Linked DNA regions of Homo sapiens: region 1 is linked to region 2. A link is a loop called in an ENCODE intact Hi-C map of the cell type or tissue named here. Cell type or tissue: left ventricle myocardium inferior. All regions are shown on one strand. Each heading gives the region's core, and the rest is flanking DNA. Links, peaks and the distances in the headings are about the cores only.

Region 1 (9,132 bases), core at 2,158-7,157, 600 kb after region 2:
CTGAGCAACACAGGGAGACCCCATATCTACAAAAAATAAAAATAATGAGCCAGGCATGGTGGCGGGTGCCTGCAGTTCCAGCTACTCGGGAGGCTGAAGCAGGGGAACTGCCTGAGCCTGGGAGGTCGAGGCTGCAATGAGCCATCTTCTTGCCACTGCACTCCAGCCTGGGTGACAGAGCAAGACCCTGTCAAAAAAAAAAAAAAAAAAAAAGACAAAGGAAAAGAAAAAGGAACAGAGATTGGAGCAATACAGCTACAATCCAAGGAACACCAAAGATTGCTGGCCACCACCAGAAGCCAGGAACAGACAAGGAAGGATTCTCTACAGATTTCAGAGGGAGCACAGTCCCATCAACACCTTGATTTCTGACTTCCAGCCTCCAGAACTGTGAGACAATAAATTTCTGTTGTTTAGAGCTCGCGCACCTCCAATGTGTGGCATTTGGTTAGAGCAGCCCTAGGAGACTAATCCAGGAGTCAAGGACGCTTGCTAATTCTGCATACTGTACTCCTCTGAGATCCATCATGCACACTATCGTATTAAAGGCTCTAAGAAGTCCTCCCGTAAAGACCCATTTAAATGCGTCTAATCCAGCACTTCCACAACTTCTTTGATGACTCCTAAGATTAGAAGATCTCTAAGATCTTTTGCGACTGCAACTGCGTGGGGTGTTAGGAAGCGGACAAGCAATGAATGTGGGTGAATCTGGCTGAATGTCTATACTTTTTATATTTCAACTTTTTATTTATTTATTTTTTATTTATTTTTTATTTTTTCTGAGACGGGGTCTCACTATGTCACCCAGGCTGGAGTGCAGTGGTGCAATCTCGGCTCACTGCAATCTCCACCTCCCAGGTTCAAGCAATTCTCCTGCCTCAGCCTCCCAAGTAGATGGAATTACAGGCATGTGCCCCCACGCCCAGCTAATTTTTTTGTATTTTTAGTAGAGATGGGGTTTCACCATGTTGGCCAGGCTGGTCTCGAACTCCTGACCTCAGGTGATCCACCCACCTTGGCCTCTCAAAGTGCTGGGATTACAGGCGTGAGCCACCGCGCCCCCTCTGTTTTAACTTTTTAAAGAATACACGTAAAGTATGTGGTTTAAAAATATCCAAACAGTACAAAAAGCTGTATAGGAAAAATACATTCCTGTCCCATACCTCTCCCCCAGGCCCTTCAGAAGACACAGCTCCCCATGTTCTTATTTATTCTTCCAGAGTGTTCTACACATATATACACCCATATAGAGATACGATTCTTGTTTTGCACAAATGGTCATCTAGTATATTTATGATTTTTCTACTGTGTTTCTTAAAAAATTAACATATCTTAGAGATTTCTGTATTATAAGTACAAATCTGGTGCTTATCCTTGTCTGGATAATTCTGTGTTGTGGGTCTGTTCTGTGCACTGTAAGATATTGAGGAGCATCCCTGGCTTCTACCCACTAGATGCCAGTAGCACCCTGCTAAGTTGTGACAGTGAAGAATGTCTTTAGATGTTGCCAAATGTCCCCTGGGGCAGTAAAGTCACCCCCTGGTGAGAAGCATTGATGTAGCTCTAACTCATTCTCTGTAAAGGCTGTCCAGCCTATGGTGTATGGGGACACTACAGTTCATTATTTATATAACCAGTCCCTTGTTGGTGGATATTTAAGCTATTTCCAGTCCCTGATTAGTATAAACGATTTTTTTTTTTTTTTGAGATGGACTCTTGCTCTGTTGCCCAGGCTGGAGTGCAGCGGCGCAATCTCTGCTCACTGCAAGCTCCGCCTCCCGGGTTCATGCCATTCTCCTGCCTCAGCCTCCCGAGTAGCTGGGACTACAGGCACCCGCCCCCATGCCTGGCTGATTTTTTGTATTTTTTTAGTAGAGACAGGGTTTCACTGGGTTAGCCAGGATGGTCTCGATCTCCTGACCTCGTGATCCACCTGCCTCAGCCTCCCAAAGTGCTGGGATTACAGGCGTGAGCCACCGCGCCCGGCAACAATGTTATAATGAACGTTCTTGTGTCTTTGGCACATAGGTAAGTTTATCTGTAGGATAAACTGTTGCACATTTTCTTGTTCACCACTCAGTAAGTGTTAGTTAAGTAAGCAAAAAAATGGAAAGAGAAAGGCTGGGAGTGGTGGCTCATGCCTGTAATCTCAGCACTTTGGGAGGCTGAGGCAGGTACATCACTTGAGGTCAAGAGTTTGAGACCACTTAGCCACCATGGCGAAACCCCATCTCTACTAAAAATAATAATAATAATAATAGTAATAGGCAAGCATGGTGGCGCATGCCTGTAATCCCAGCTTCTTGGGAGGCTGAGGCACGAGAATCGCTTGAACCTGGGAAGTGGAGGTTGCAGTGAGCTGAGATCACACCACTACCCTCAAGCCTGAGTGACAGAGCAAATCAAAAAAAAAAAGAAAAGAAAAAAAAAGGAAGAAGAAGAATGTGAGCTGAGAGCTTCAGTTCTTATCTTTTAAACCAAGTCGGGGGAATCCTACCTGTTGTTGGAGGAAATGAGGTCAACCCACTGAGAAAGACAGAACCAAGAGATGGAATTTTCATTTAAGCCCCTTGATCCAGTTGTGCCTGAAGCCACCTACTCCTGGCTTTACTCATTCTGTGATCCAATGCATTCTCTTTAAGGCTTAAGCCTGTTTGAGTTGAGGTTTTATAAACTTCAACTTAAAGACTCCTGGGTATAAACAGAAGCATGACTCCTCCAAGAAGCCTGTCTGAACTCAGCCCTCCTTTCTGGCTCCCGCAGACCCTGTGCTGTCTATGCTGAGCCAAGTACCTCCTCTGTGAGAGTCACTGTTCCCTCGTTGGTCTCCTTGCCCCTGTATCTCCAGCACCTGGATCAGAGGGGATGCTCAAAAGGATCCACTGAATGAATGAGTGTTAGTGTCTTACAACTCACAGCCTCGACGCCTCTGCTCAGTGGGGGCTCAATAAATCCACACAAGAAACCTTCTGGCAGCCAGACGAACTTTCTTAACTTGATCCAGGAAGTTCTGCCAAAGGAGCAAAACAATACTCACTCCAGGGCAGGGGCTGCCCGGCAAAGGGAGGCGTTCCTGGGGTGCAGGGAGGGGCGGTCTTCCAGGAATCTCTGCCACCCTAAGCCGCTGGCTGGACATCCCTGGGCAAATGGCCCAGTGGCCTCTGAGGTCTCTGTGCTTAAACCTCCCACTCCCTTCCAGAACAGGTTTGGCCTTATTCAGAACCATCTTATTTCAGCAAATCCTGCCCCAGCTGCTGCACACAAAGCATGCTATTTACAAAGTTAATGTTTACAAAGTGTTCTGAGGGCCTGTGCACAAGTAGGACACTTTATAGGCCAGCAAAAGTGATAAGAACCTCCCCGAACGGCTTCCAATCTGTAAAGGGCCCGAATGCACACAAGTTAACACGAGGAGATCCCAAAAGACTAAGACGGAAGGACAGCAATAAGAATGTACATTTAGGCCTGGGCCAGTGGCTCACACCTGTAATCCCAGCACTTTGAGAGGCCGAAGCAGGAGGATTGCTTGGGCCCGGGAGTTCAAGGCCAGCCTGGGCAACATAGTGAGAACCTGTCTCTACAAAAAAATTCAAAAATTAGCCACATGTGGTGGCTCGTGCACATGGTTCCAATTACTCAGGAGGTTGAGGTAAGAGGAGGCACCGCCCAGGAGGCAGTGGTTGCAGTGAGCCATGATTGCACCACTCCAGCCTAGGCAACAGAACGAGATTCTGTCTTAAAGAAAAAAAGAAAGAAATGGGCCAGGCACAGTGGTTCATGCTTGTAATCGCAACACTTTGGGAGGGTGAGGTAGGAGCATCGCTTGAGCTCTGGAATTTGAGACCAGCCTGGGCAACATATCAAGACTTCGTCTCTACTAAAAATTAAAAAAATAGGCCAGGCGCAGTGGCTCACGCCTGTAATCCCAGCACTTGGGGAGGCCGAGGCAGGCGGATCACGGGGTCAGGAGATCAAGACCATCCTGGCTAACACGGTGAAATCCCGTCTTTACTAAAAATACAAAAATTAGCCAGCATGGTGGCATGTACCTGTAGTCCCAGCCACTCGGGAGGCCGAGACAGGAGAAACGTTTGAACCCAGGAGGCAGAGGTTGCAGTGAGCCGAGATCGTGCCGCTGCACGCCAGCCTGGGCAACAGAGCGAGATTCCGTCTCAAAAAAATAAATAAATAAATAAAAATAAAAAAACAAAACTTAGCCAGGTGTGGTGGTGCAACCCTGTAGTCTTAGCTACTTGGGAGGCTGAGGTGGGAGGATCACTTGAGCCTGGGAAGTAGAGGCTGCAGGGAGATATGATTGTTCCACTGCACTCAAGCCTGGGGGACAGGGCAAGACCTTGTCTCAAAATAAAATAAAATAAATGCACATCTAAATGCCAGCCACATTCATGAGCATGTCATACTGACTGTTAAATGAGCACCTACTATGTGCCAAACACTGTTCTAGGTCCTAAGTGCCCAGCAATGAACAAAAGCCTTCTTTCTAGTAGAGAGAAGTGGGCAAAGAGATAAATAAATACGTTTTTTGTTTTTTGTTTTTTGTTTTTTGAGACAGAGTCTTGCACTGCCGCCCAGGCTGGAGTGCAGTGGCACCATCTTGGCTCACTGCAAGCTCTGCCTCCCGGGTTCACACCATTCTCCTGCCTCAGCCTCCTGAGTAGCTGGGACTACAGGCACCGACCACCACACCTGGCTAATTTTTTGTATTTTTAGTAAAGACGGGGTTTCACCCTGTTAGCCAGGATAGTCTCGATCTCCCGACCTTGTGATCTGTCTGCCTCGGCCTCCCAAAGTGCTGGGATTACAGGCATGAGCCACCGCGCCTGGCCAATAAGTTGTTTCAAACGCAAATAAATGTCATTTAAAATAACAACGCAGGCCAGATAAGGAGGGACTTGGGAGGGGCTTCTTTTGTTGGGAAGTCACTTCTGTTACCTACTCAATCTTCACAACCACTGGATGTCCCTGTCCCCATTTCATGGAAGAGGAGGCTGTAGCTGGGAGAGCACAGTGACCTGCCTCAGACCCAGACAGAAAGAGTAGACTTCATTAAGGGTACCCGGAATCTGTTTTAATCGAGGCTGGTAAGACACACAGACACGGAAACGACTGTCACGAAGGAAGAAGTTGATGATGTCCACAGATGCCTAAAACAGGAAGCATGGCACACCACGCAGGGCTGCACGAGGCAGCACTAGGGTGGGGCAGGAGGCAGGGGAGGTGGGGAAACATGGGCCAGCGCCTTTACTGTGGTTTCCCCAGGAAAAAATAAGCAAGGCAGGGTAAGTGGGTTTAGGATTGGCTCGTTTGAATAATTTCAGCAGGCTCTGGAGGTATAGGGGCTGTCCCTTAGTTGTCTGGTTCCTGGCTCTGGGGTGACTATGGCAGGTAGGTAGTGACCAAGATTATGAAAGTCTAATAAAATAGGCTGCTGGGGGTAGGGTTTCTGGAGGGATTGGCTTGCATTTGAAAGGCATGCTCTCCGGTGACCTGTTCACTTTCTCCAGGAATTGGACAGCTCTGGGAGGGGAAGTCCTTCCAGGGTCACCAAGGCCCCAAGATGTCAAAGCATCAGAATACAGAAAACAAAAGACATGGTTGATACACAGACCCAGCCTAGGGCTTGAGCCGCCCCTTGGGCTGTCCGCAGTCACCATGGGGACATAGACCCTGGAGGACCCTAAGAGGGACCCTCCATCTGTGGAGAGAATGCAACAGGTGGGCTTCAGCTACAAATGGAATTTCTCTTGTGCCACTCAAGATGGTCTCTTGGCATGGACTCATTAATCCCCATAAGCCTGCGGGCAGAATAAAATAAGATATAGAGAGGCACTTACACTGTGGAGCTGATGAGAAGGAAAATGAGTTTGTGCCAGAATACCAAAGAATTGTTTTATTTTCTTATAAATTCTCCCCCATTTCAATTCAGAGTTTGTTATGGAGGGTGGGAAGGGTGTCCTTGATTAAAACAACAAAAACACTGTTTTCAAAAATGTAGCTGGCTGGTGCCCATGTTGTTTTAATTTGCTGAGACCAGATTGTCCAGCCCTCATGGATTTGATCCCAGGCAGGCTAGTTTGACTTATTCAGAGAAAACTCTGTTTTTCAGCCACAAACTGTACCCCTAACCCTGGCCAAATATGTTGCAATTCCTGCTAAAGGTTCCAACAGTGGTTGTCCAGGAATCCTGAGCCCACATTCCGAGTCCCATCTCCAGACTCTCCTTGCATGCCCTCCACATGCCACTGGCCCCTGGAGGAACCACCCTGCAGAGAGACCACAGAACTGCTCTAGGCTTAGCCTCACAGTAAAACAAGACCAGGTACAAGCATGTGGTAGGTACTCTGTAGTTGTTTGCTGAATGAATGAGTGAATGATTGGAGGGGTGGAGAGGTGGATGGGTGGATGGATGGATAGGTGGATGGATGGATGGATGGATGGATGGATGGATGGATGGATGGATGGATGTGTGGGAGGATGGTTGGATGGGTAGATGGACAAATGGATGAAAAGGAAAATAAGTGAATGGGTAGGAGGATAGGTGGCTGGGTGGGTGGATGGATGGATGGATGGATGGATGGATGGATGGATGGATGAAGGGATGGAAGGGATGGATGGATGGTTGAATAGGTAAATGGGTGGATGGGTAGATGGCTGAGAGGGTAGATGGATGGAAGAGTGGATGGATAGATGGATGGACAGATGAATGGATGGATGCATGTATGCATGGATGGATGGATTGGTGGGGAGATGGATGGATGGATGAATGGTCTTACTGATCATGAGCCTTTTGCATTTCAGGATGAGCTTCAGAACTGAGAGACAATGTAGCATAGGGATGAACGTGCTGGAGTTAGACAGATCTGAGACTGCAAATTAAATTAAAGTGGTATCTAGTTTGTAGGGTAGTCGAAAGATGATGTGTGCACCAAGCACAGCACCTGACCAGGGAGGGGCTGGTGACTGTTTTCATGGACAAGGGTGAAGCCTGTTGTAATCTAAAAGATACTGGGAAAATAGCTTTCTGCTGAAAATGTCTTTAGCCCAACCTTATTCCCTGCAGGTAAAAAAATTTCTACCATCAGAAATGCAGATCTTCAAGAGTCATACAAATGGCCAATAATGTGGAAAAGATTCAAAGTTACTAATAATCAAATAAATGCAAATTTAAATAAATAGATACCAAATTAGCAAAGTTTTTTTTTAATTAAAAAATTCACTTAGTTTGCAAAGTGTTCAGAAAGGAAGACCCCAATATAGTATTTATAGGAATATTAATTGGTATAACCTTTCTCAATAGCAATTTGGAAATTCGTACCAAGAGTCTCAAGCCATACCCTTTGACCCATTAAACCTACTTTTAGGAAGTTTTTCTAAAGAAATAATCAGAGAGATAATCAAATGTCTAGGTGCAAGGAAATTTATTGCAGTGCTATTTATATTAGCAAAAAGAAAAGGGGAAGGGGATGGCCCTTCTCTGTTCAACTGACTTATGATCAAGACAGCATCCATCAATATATCCATCCATCCATTCAATCATTCATTAATTCATTCAGCAAATAGTTATTGAGTACCTACCATATGCTTGGCCCTATGAGGGATTTCCAATTCAGTGATTAGATAATTTATAATATACCTATATAACGGATTATTATCCAGACAATAAAATGAATTTTCCCAAAATATTAAATAAATTATTTGTTTATTTATTTTTATTTTTATTTTTTGAGATGGAGTCTCACTCTGTCACCCAGGCTGGAGTGCAGTGGAGTGATCTCAGCTCACAGCAACCTCTGCCTCCCGGGTCCAAGTGATTCTTCCACCTCAGCCTCCCGAGTAGCTGGGATTACAGGCGTGTGCTGCCACATTTGTCTAATATTTGCATTTTCAGTATAGATATGGTTTTAGCATGTTGGCCAGGCTGGTCTCAAACTCCTGACCTCAAGTGATCCACCTGCCTTGGCCTCCCAAAGTGCTGGGGTTACAAGCATAAGCCACCACACCTGGCCTTAAACAATTTTTTTAAATGCTTAAAATGTAATGTTGAAAACAAATACAGGCGGGATGCAGTGGCTCATGCCCTTTGGGAGTGAGCCACCAGCACCCAGCACTTTGGGAGGACAAGGTGGGCAGATCACCTGAGGTCAGGAGCTCGAGACCAGCCTGGGCAACATGGTGAAACCCCGTCTCTAATAAAAATACAAAAAATTAGCTGAGTGTGGTGGCAGGCGCCAGTAATCCTAGCTACTTGGGAGGCTGAGGCAGGACAATTGCTTGGACCCAGGAGTCAGAGGTTGCAGTGAGCCAAGATCGCACCTGTGTACTCTAGCCTGGGTGACAGAGTGAGACTCTGTCTCAAAAAAAAGAAGAAATACAATATGAAATTTTATATATTAGATGGTCTTATCATTTTAAATGTATATACATACATACACACACACAGGAAAAAACACATGGTGATAAGTTTCAGTGACTTAATTCTTCCTTTATTTTTCTGTATTAATGAAGTTTTTTACACTGAGCACATCCAGAAAACAAAGTTATCAGAGTTATTTTTTCTGGGTTGTTTGAAAGTTTTTACAATGAACATGAATTATATAATTAGAAAAGAATAAAGCTATTGTCACTGAGAATAAACTAAAACCAAGAAAATCAATTAAACCTTCAGGTTGGTTCATACATTCTTTTATACCTATTATGTACCAGGCAGTGTGCTGGAGATGACAAAGATACAGGCTCCCATCTCTAGACATTCATGCTAATAGGTAATTGTCCTAAGTTCTATGAGTGTATATGTGGTGCTGTATGAGCACAGAAGAAAGAATTTTTGCCTGGGTTTATGGAGGGCAGGGGACAGGAATGAGGTCTCTGAATCAGTGGCACTGGAGAGGGTTTTGAAGGCAGAGAGGTAAGGACATGGAATATAGGCAAGGACTTGGGTCTCATCATGGAACAGTGAGAGAGGCAGGGTCTCCAGGGATTCCTGAACGTAATCCCATGAAGTTCTGGAATCACCGAGGTCTGAGAACCAGATGCAGCCCACAGACCTGTTTTGTCTGACCTGCATTGTTTTACAGCTTGGACCATGTCTCATAAAACTCCAGATTCCTGGCT
Region 2 (9,132 bases), core at 1,863-6,862:
ATTTTCACAAAATACAGAATGCATGAAGAGAAGGCCAATCTTCAGTGCAGCCAGAGGCACAGGGAAACACAGCTGAAGCCCTCAAGGACCGAAGTCCGCTGCAGGCACGGATGGGATTCACTGCCTTCTAAATGCAGATGACTTTAGTCCCAGCAGTCGCCCTGGGGAGGGATTTCTAACCTAAAATTTGAAAGTTGTCTGAACTCCATGCAAAACTGTGCAAGCACGCTTGGACATACGTATTTTTTTCTCAGGATGGAGGGTTCATCATGCAAATCAGATTCTTAAAAAGGTCTGCAGAAAGAGCTAATGACGCTGGAGGTGATGTGGTGTGAATCTGCACAGCTGGATTCCTGAAGACTCTGCCTCCCTCTTACCCTTCTAGCTGATGAGGGAAGGGGCATGGAAAGAAATCTAAGATTTATCTGCCAACTAAATTTGAAACACAGGATGATTAAGGATTCTTAAGACATTTTCAAACGTGTCCCTAAATCAGTAAAACACAGGTTGCAAAGTGGTGGTCCACAGAATATTTTGTTAAACTTTGGAACAAATCACTCCAGGAAATTTCACACACAAATCTAGATTGCCAGCTTCCCTTGAACTGGGAGACCCATATTCCTGCATAACCACCACTTGCTGGAGCTGAGGAGCAGCTGTCCCTCTCAGGCACCTCATGGCCCCTTCCCTGCTGTCTGTCCTGAGTCTGATGCAGTTTTCATTGCCTTTTATCTTCAGCCAGTGCTTCTTTTTACATATAGTAAACAACAACAGTGAATACTTCTTGTATTAATGGCTCTATCAAAAGCAGGAAATCACAGACCAAGAGAACCACAGATTTGAGGAAACTAAAAGCAAGCACGTTTCTTATGAACCCTATTCCTGTGCCTGCAAAATAGAAAGTGAGTTTTGAAAAGACAGCTTAAGGCACTGCCTTTTGCAAATGTCTCCCATCACATTCATTTACATTATCTGGTACTTTTAGGCATCTTAAAATTTGAAACCCAGACCTCCCCTGCAATAAAATGTCTTATTTTTCATCCTGAAAGACGACACCACTGATTCATGCACACAGACTGCTTTTCTGTCCGAAGGCCTATCTAGTAAAAGGACTCACCCAAGCTGATCATCCACATTTCTTTAGGGGAAAGGCTGCATTTTCTTCACTTCATAAATTCATTCAGTAGAAACTGATTAAGGGTCTGCTTAAGTATAAGGCACTGTGCTTGAACCTAAGCAGTTATACAAATGAGCATAACCCTTTAATGCTTTCTTAGTCATCTCTACCTCCATGAAAGCTTCCTTGATTGGCCTAGTCAGAAAATACCCATCACTCCCCATACTCTACTGACCTCTGGACATACTTTTAATTACTTCAGATTTCAAACTGTATTTAAGAAGCTTATATAACTTTCTTCCCTGCAAGACTGAGAGTTGTTCAGAAGCCGGGTTCGCACATCATTCACACAACCCTTCCAGTCTGGCCTCTGCTCCCACCACTCTACAGAAACAGCTCTCACCACGGTCAGAAGACATGTTTAATCCTTATCTTAAAATCTTCACTTGCATTTTAATGCCTGTCAATCACTTCCTCTTTCTTGAAACACTGGCTACCCCTGGCTTCCAAAAGCCCCCTCTATGGTTCTTCCTTCTCTGCTTGATAGGCTCACGCTTCTCTGCCTCACCTATACCCGTCAGAATGTAGCTAAGCTCTACCAGGTCCTCTTCTCGTCTATACTTTTCTCCTCCTCCTCAATGAGCTCATCTGTGCCCCCTTAATTGAAGTTATCACCTATATGCCAACCACTCCCTCTCCCCTGAGCAAAAGGCCCAAGAGTCTACTTGATACCTCTACCTGGATATATCAAAAGGGATCTTTAAAACTTCCAAACTTCCACAACTCAATTTATAAACTTTCTCTCCAGATATAGTCTTATCTTTGAACACCACTGACTATCCAGGTATACAAGTAACAAATCTGGGACTCCTCAACATCTCTCTTTCCCTTATCCCCAAAACTCAACTCACTATTGAGTCCTGCAATAATATTTCTTCTCCACCTTCTTCACAAGGACACTAAGGCAAGCTATTGTTTCTTACTAGGTCTTCCTCACTAACCTCCTTGTCTCCCCAAATCCATTCCTGCCACTTTCTAATCCATACCCAGAATTATAGCCAGTGCACATTGTTATTTTTCCTTTTTAACTACACAAATCTGACATCAGTGCTTCTTCTTAAAACCTTTCAATGACTTTGTATTGCTTTTTGCAGGAAGACCCAACCCCTAGCATGCCTCTAAAGAGTCACTGTAATCTAGCCCCTGCATGCTTCTAACCTCGCGTCAGTTTCTAAAGGCCCCAAGCTCCATACAACCAAGGGCCTTCCCACTTGCAGCACCTCCTGTCTGGGACACATGCCTCGCTCCCCATTCTCCTTCCTCAGTTAATGTGTACTCATCATTGAGATCTCTGAGCAAATGTTACTACTTCTACAACGAAGTCTTCTCTGACCTTCAGCCTAGAGTGCCCCGTCTATCCCATGCTTTTATCACTTATAAAATGGGTTGTAATAATATGCGTGCTTGTGTAATTATTTAATTGATGTCCACTTCCAGAATAGATTAGAAAGTCCATGAGGGTAAGTGCCTTGTTTCTTTCAGTAACCATTTTATCCCCCATGATGCATTGCAGTTTAGGCAGTGAATGAGTAAGAAAAGGAAACAGCAAGTTGCTTGGCACTCTTACAGCCCAACTTCACTGGAGCTTTTAATAATACAACCAGTTATATGCCCCAGTAACCACAATGCAAAGTAAAATGTGATTTTGTTATAAGTGATACAACAAAGGGGGAAAACAGAGAAGGGAGAAGAGACTCTGGAAATGGCTAGAAGGCTTCATGGAAGAGGTTCCTTGGAAACTTGATCTGGAAGAATGGTGGATTTAAGCATGCAAGAGTGTGCAAATTATCAGTCTGTAAGCTCCTGACGACTCTGATACTCAGCGGTCACAGGTTCCCAACATAGACTGCTTACTTATGAGTTACAAGAGGAAAATTTCAGAAAACAATTACTCTTCTCCAAAGGCATTTCAATATAAAACATTCTCCCAGTCCATAAGTTTAGGATAAAATCAATACAGCTCTCACTTTAGGTTCTTTTTTTTCCCCCGAAAGACATGAAATTAAAATTTTTTGTCAAATACAGTAAAGAAAGCTTTTAAGTTATGATCATACCAAGATACTCCTCAAAGTAAATTTGTGTTCTGGGACACCTACCATTGCTGTGAGGCCAAGAGTGCACAGTGGCACTTCTCACCAGAGCTTCGTCCACTTTTCCACCAGTGGGGTTATCCACATACTGCCGCCCCTGCTCCAACGCATTAAAGCATTCCGTCCAGTAATCATTATTATCTGCTTGCACCCGGTCATAACTCCAGCTTACACAGGGAAGAGTTTGGCGATTGTTAGAGGAAATGTAGTCCAGGAAATTCAGTGAAGCAAAAGGTTGTGTGTGTTGATTCTGGAGGAGGAGGAGAAGGCTTATGGGTGGCTCCTGGGGTTTTTTGGTTCCTTCCACCTGAGGAAGGAAGGTGGACTGACACATCATTAAGCGCCTCTCTGCAGCCTGACCAATATCAGAATTCTTCCCAAAAATATCCAACTCATCTTCAAGGAAGAGTCCTGAATTGTAGCCAAGTTTGCGGTTCATAATCGCACTAAACCCACAGGTACAGCGGTACTGGTCCTCATTGGAAGAATCGGGGATGTAAAGCCCGACATCCGCCCCTTTGATGTTCATGTTGCAGGCACAGATGCAACAGCTGTCAAAGTTTCTGTCTTTAAAGATATTCATCACGGAATCGGAGAGAATCAGGGTAACATAGAGGCTGTGGGCTTCGGGAATTGGCTGCATGGTGGCGGGCTCCACAGAGTTGAGGGGCCGTGTAGTAGAGGGGGTGGAGGCTGGTGATCCTTGATCGGTGCTATCATACTTAACAGACCCTTGACCACTGGCAGTGCCCCCACCTCTGGGAGTTCTTGGGGTCCTGGGGGTTCGTGGTGTGGGGACAGAGAAGCGAGGGGTTGCTGGAGATGGTAGGACTCCTGCCCCACTATTGCTGGCTGGGGCAGCGCTGTTCAACGTCACGGGTGTGTTCATCTGTGGTGTGTTCAGATAGTCTGGATCTGCTAGGCTCCCAACACTAGGCACGTTACTACAAAAAGAGAAGGCACCAAGTGAGGAAGGGCAGCATGTCACAGATGCTGAACTAGACACATGATCACCCCAGCCATGTACTGTGTATTTCTTATCATTTGTTTCTGCTATCACTGGGATACACTGGTATATTTAATTTTCTCTTAAAAAAAAAAAAGAAGATACAAAGGTCAGTGCAGTGTGTAGAGAAGAAGAAAGTAAGGTATGAAGAATAATTCAACACAGCACTTTCCTTCTACTTATTCCACATATAAGCATCCTCATCCTAACCTCTTGAAGGAACTTTTACTATTTTTATAAGAAAACATGGTACTGGGTTTGGTCAATGTAATTTGAAAAGTTAACTACTAAATGGAACTTCAACCATAAGTGCAGACACTAAATTAGCTAGAGGACCATAGGATGAAATTTCCATCTAATTTGCAATTACATTTTTGTCATTTTTTTTTTGAAATTCAAAGTCTGCCAGTGTACTTGTTCTCTGAGGCTATAATCTATATATCATATCAAAGTAGTTATAATCAAATACACATGAAAATTTAACATTTTTCTAATTTTCAAAATGCAGCCCTATCTAGGCTTACATTTTTATAGTAATGAGTGACCATGAGGGAATTATATTTTAGGTAGCCCATTTACCAGTACTATACTACAACTGATAGAAATATTACATATGCGGCTAAGAGGCCTCAGTATTAATTAGGTGGTTGCACAGAAGTACACATACTGTATCAGAGTTTCCAGCTTCCAGCAGCTTTCTGTGGGGTGGTAAGCACTTCATTTTTCACTTTTCAATATGGTATGCATTGCATATAGTGTAATTATTTTAGTTGCCCAAGACTGACTGGGCTATGTTATCTACTTTCTCATAAGCAGTGACTTCTTTTTGGAACAGCTAGGCAGAAAACACTGTCTGCAAGGTTCTGCTGTTTCATTATCATAAAACATTTTCTTGATATACAGTTGGCCCTCTATAGCCACAAGTTCCACATCTGTGGATTCAGCCATATACAGATGGAAAATCAAAATAAAAATACAATTAAAAAAAAAACAACAGTTAAAAAACACAAATCAAAACAGTAAAGTACAACATTTATATAGCATTTACATTGTATTAGGCATTACAAGTAATCCAGAGATGACTTAAGGTATACAGAGGGATTTGTGTAAATTACAAGGAAATACTCTGCCATTTTATATAGGGTACTTGAGCATCTTCAGATTTTGGTATCCGAGGGGGTCCTGGAATCAATCCCCCAAGGATACCAAGGGACAACTGTACTTTCTTAGATGTATATGTATATTAGCATATGAGTCCATTCTTCCTACTTAGAAGGTATCAAAAGAATATTTTTAAAATTTTTTAATATCCTTTTATATATATTAATACTGTACTTAAACTAATGCTCCTCCAATAAACTACATATTCAGTTACTTATAATGTGAAAGAAGCACGTCATAAAGAAATGTCTCTTCAAATAATTTCCTTGTGATTTTTAATTAGCTATGCCTAAACTACCAGCCTAAAAGTCCAAATCAGGCACTGTAAAGAAATATTAAATCTGAGGCACAGTGGTATCTTTGAGTACAGATAAAAAAAAAAAAATGACCCAGAAAACTTGATTGGCAATCACTGCTCTCTTAGAGACCAAAATAGTTAAGTGTGTAATAACGATCTTTACTCTAACTGGACTCCTTTCAAATTCTCCTGTTCAACAAAACCCTAAAATTATTACGCAGTTCAGATCAGAAAAGGAACTATGAGTACTAACTGAAAACCTAAAGAATTAAATTGCTCCCTGGGTAGTAAGAATGGTTTATCTTGTAATCTGATTTTTCCCATTTAATAAAAATGAACTGAGTAGCAACCCTACGCTAGAAGCTGGATAGTCAAAAGTGAAAAAGAGAAACAAAAGGTGGCTCATAAGCAAGTATGGCAGACATGAAGCAAATGATTGCAGGGGTATTGCATGTGACAAAGGAGGAGTCCAGGGTGATGGCGAGCAGAGACCACAGCAGGATTACACATATGCTGGAAACATACTGTCCAATAAGGTAGCCACCAGTCCCCATGTCCTAAATTTAAATTAATTAACATAAAACAATTCAGTCTTGGTCTCACTAGCCACATTTCAAGTGGTCAACACCTGCAGCAGGAAGCTGATGACTGCCATAGTGGACAGTGCAGACAGGAATCACCTACATGCCAGGTGCAGTAGCTCATGCCTATAATCCCAACACTTTAGGAGGCCGAGGCAGGAGAAACACTTGAACCCAGGAGTTCAGGACCAGTGTCGGCAACACAGGGAGACACAAACTCTACAACAAAATTTCATAAAAATTAGCTGGGTGTGGTGGCACGTGCCTGTAGTCCCAGCTACTCAGGAGGCTGATGTGGGAGGATCACTTGAGCCCAGGAGGTCAAGGCTGCAGTGAGCTGTGATTGTGCCACTGTACTCCAGCCCAGGTGACAGAGCGAGACCCTGTCTCCAAAAAACCCCCCCAAAAAACAAAAACAAAAACAAAAACAAAACCTTCATCACATAAAGTTGTATAATAGAGCCAGTTAAGAATACAAAGAATCTTTGGGATGGCAAATGAAAGATGTAATAGATCTAAATAATGACCTAAATGATTTAAACGATTACACAGCAAAAGCTTGCATGTGACCTTTTTGGGGAAACCTGTATGTATGAAAGAGATTAAACTGCTGAATGGGTTCTTAAAACTGCTATGTCATTTATTGGCAACTGTATGTGCTAAGCTAACCCCTTATGCGCCAAGGTGTTCTAGGTGTGTTGTGCCAGGATCTAGCTGAGTAAGCTAGAGTACAATCGGAGCACAGCAGCAGCACACCAGCCAGGCGCTCAGGGTGCTTTTCAGCACACTCTTTATACTGCTGGTGCATTGTTATTTCCACGGTACTTCTACAGTCATTAGTCGTTGAAGCATTGTGGAAGTCCTGTGCGGGAGGCAGAGCAGGATTACTCCATTTTAAAGGGAAGACCCACGTAAAATGGTCATTTAAGGTCATGCATATAATTTTTGCAAGGCAGGAATTTCAGTCTTATTAATACTGCAAGTGTAGCTTCCTAAGTCTAGGATTCCTCTGTACTTTTCTGTCACCGTTTTTCTTTCTGACACTGACTTTATATACACAAGCAGGAAGTCTTGTTACGACATTAAAATTAACTTCATCAGGATGATTTTACAGAAGGTCACAAACTTGCAGCCCAGAGGCTGAGGCTGGACCACAAATTTGTTTTATTGGTTCCTTAAGCTCAGCACAATGGTGCTGAGCATCAGTAGTACCAACTCTTTTGCATTTACCCTGTCCATTTCATCTATATATTGCTTACCTGACCACAGCAGAAATCTGAATTTGTGGCCTTTTCTATCAATCAAATCACTTTATTTATTAAGAAATTATTCATCACAGGGAAAACTGATTCCATCATTGTTTAGCCTATCTGTTTGTTTTTGTGACAGGGTCTTGCTCTGTCGACCAGGCTGGAGTGCAGTAGTGCAATCTTGGCTCACTGCAACCTCCGCCTCGTGAGTTCAAGTGATTCTCCTGCCTCAGCCTCCCAAGCAGCTGGGTCACAGACACACACCATCATGCCCAACTAAATTTTTGTATTTTTTGTAGAGACAGGGTTTCGCCATTTGCCCAGGCTGGTCTCAAACTCCTGAGCTCAAGCAATCCATCCACCTCGGCCTCCCAAAAGTGTTGGGATTACGGTTTGAGCCACCGCACCCGGCCCTAGCCTATCTTCAACATATTCAGAACACTTACATTGGCCTACCATTGGGGAAATCATCTAACTCAAAGCCTGTTTTACAATAAAGTGCTGACTATCTCGTGTAATTTATCAAATACTGTACTGAAAGTAAAAAACAGATCGGTTGTATGGGTTCTCAAAGTACAGCATGTCCTGAACGTGTATTACTTTTACATCATCAAAAAGTCAAAAACTCCTGAGTAAATCCACTGTAAGTCAGGGACTGTCTGCATACAAAATTTCATTTAGAAAATAATGCACATTTTCCAGCACAAAATAATTTGCACAAAAACATGAACGACCAATAAAGGAAAGTTTCAAATGATATGCTACTTGTCATCATTTTTTCTTTCTTTTTTTTCTTTCTGAGACAGAGTCTCACTCTGTCGCCCAGGCTGGAGGGCAGTGGCGCGATCTTGGCTCACTGCAACCTCCACCTCCCGGGTTCAAGCGATTCTCCTGCCTCAGCCTCCCGAGTAGCTAGGATTACAGACTCCTGCCACCAAGCCCAGCTAATTTTTTGTATTTTTAGTAGAGACGGGGTTTCACCATGTTGGCCAGGCTGGTCTCAAACTCCTGACCTCAAGTGATCTGCCCGCCTCCACCTCCCAAAGTGCTGGGATTACAGGCATGAGCCACCGCGCCCGGACCTTGTCATCATTTTTAACAAACATTTAGTTAAGATAAAAATTGCATCAAATATGGCAAGTAAATGACACAATCCCTATACATACTTGTAGCCATCTCTAATGAAAGTGGCTGCAGGGGGCATGGGCAGTTGTTCAATTTTAGGAGGAATTGCCCATGAAGGCCGAAACAGACAGGCATCAGGTATCTTCAGAGGTAGCAAACAATGGCTCGGCAACATCTTCAGTGGAGCAAACATGGAGGATCCCACAAAAGGTTGAAAGGATGGAACTTTGTGCACATATGAAAAGTCCTGTGACAACAAAGTGGGGTCAGTGTTAATATTGGTAAACTCTGTAGAACACACCACAGTGGCATAGTGCTATCATAAAAACAGCAACCAAAATGATCGTATTTCAGTATTTCTCTCCTATGATCATTAGAAAATGCTAATGCAGAAATGTTAAATCAATCAAAAGACACTATTTAATATGCCTGCTGGTGTGCCTC

What was found. Peaks named below come from ENCODE experiments on the same cell type or tissue, not always from the same donor. Only the 100,000 strongest peaks of a DNase experiment are listed, where the experiment ranks them.
Region 1: a loop joins it to region 2, with 6 times the contacts of the local background. A loop is called at or near these places in 78 of 110 quality-filtered maps.

The regions. Positions count from the first base shown.
Region 1 is chr12:116,589,258-116,598,389 of GRCh38, forward strand. No RefSeq gene overlaps it. Among named protein-coding and RNA genes, the nearest start is that of MAP1LC3B2, 34 kb to the left of the region's middle. In left ventricle myocardium inferior, for the core only: no CTCF peak of the experiment used is centred there; DNase peaks (open chromatin) are centred at 3,064 and 5,204; H3K27ac peaks cover 1,256 bases.
Region 2 is chr12:115,987,747-115,996,878 of GRCh38, forward strand. MED13L (mediator complex subunit 13L) reads right to left here. Exons shown (of 31, transcript NM_015335.5): 16 at 8,730-8,935; 17 at 3,274-4,211. Among named protein-coding and RNA genes, the nearest start is that of LINC02463, 110 kb to the left of the region's middle. In left ventricle myocardium inferior, for the core only: no CTCF peak of the experiment used is centred there; no DNase peak of the experiment used is centred there.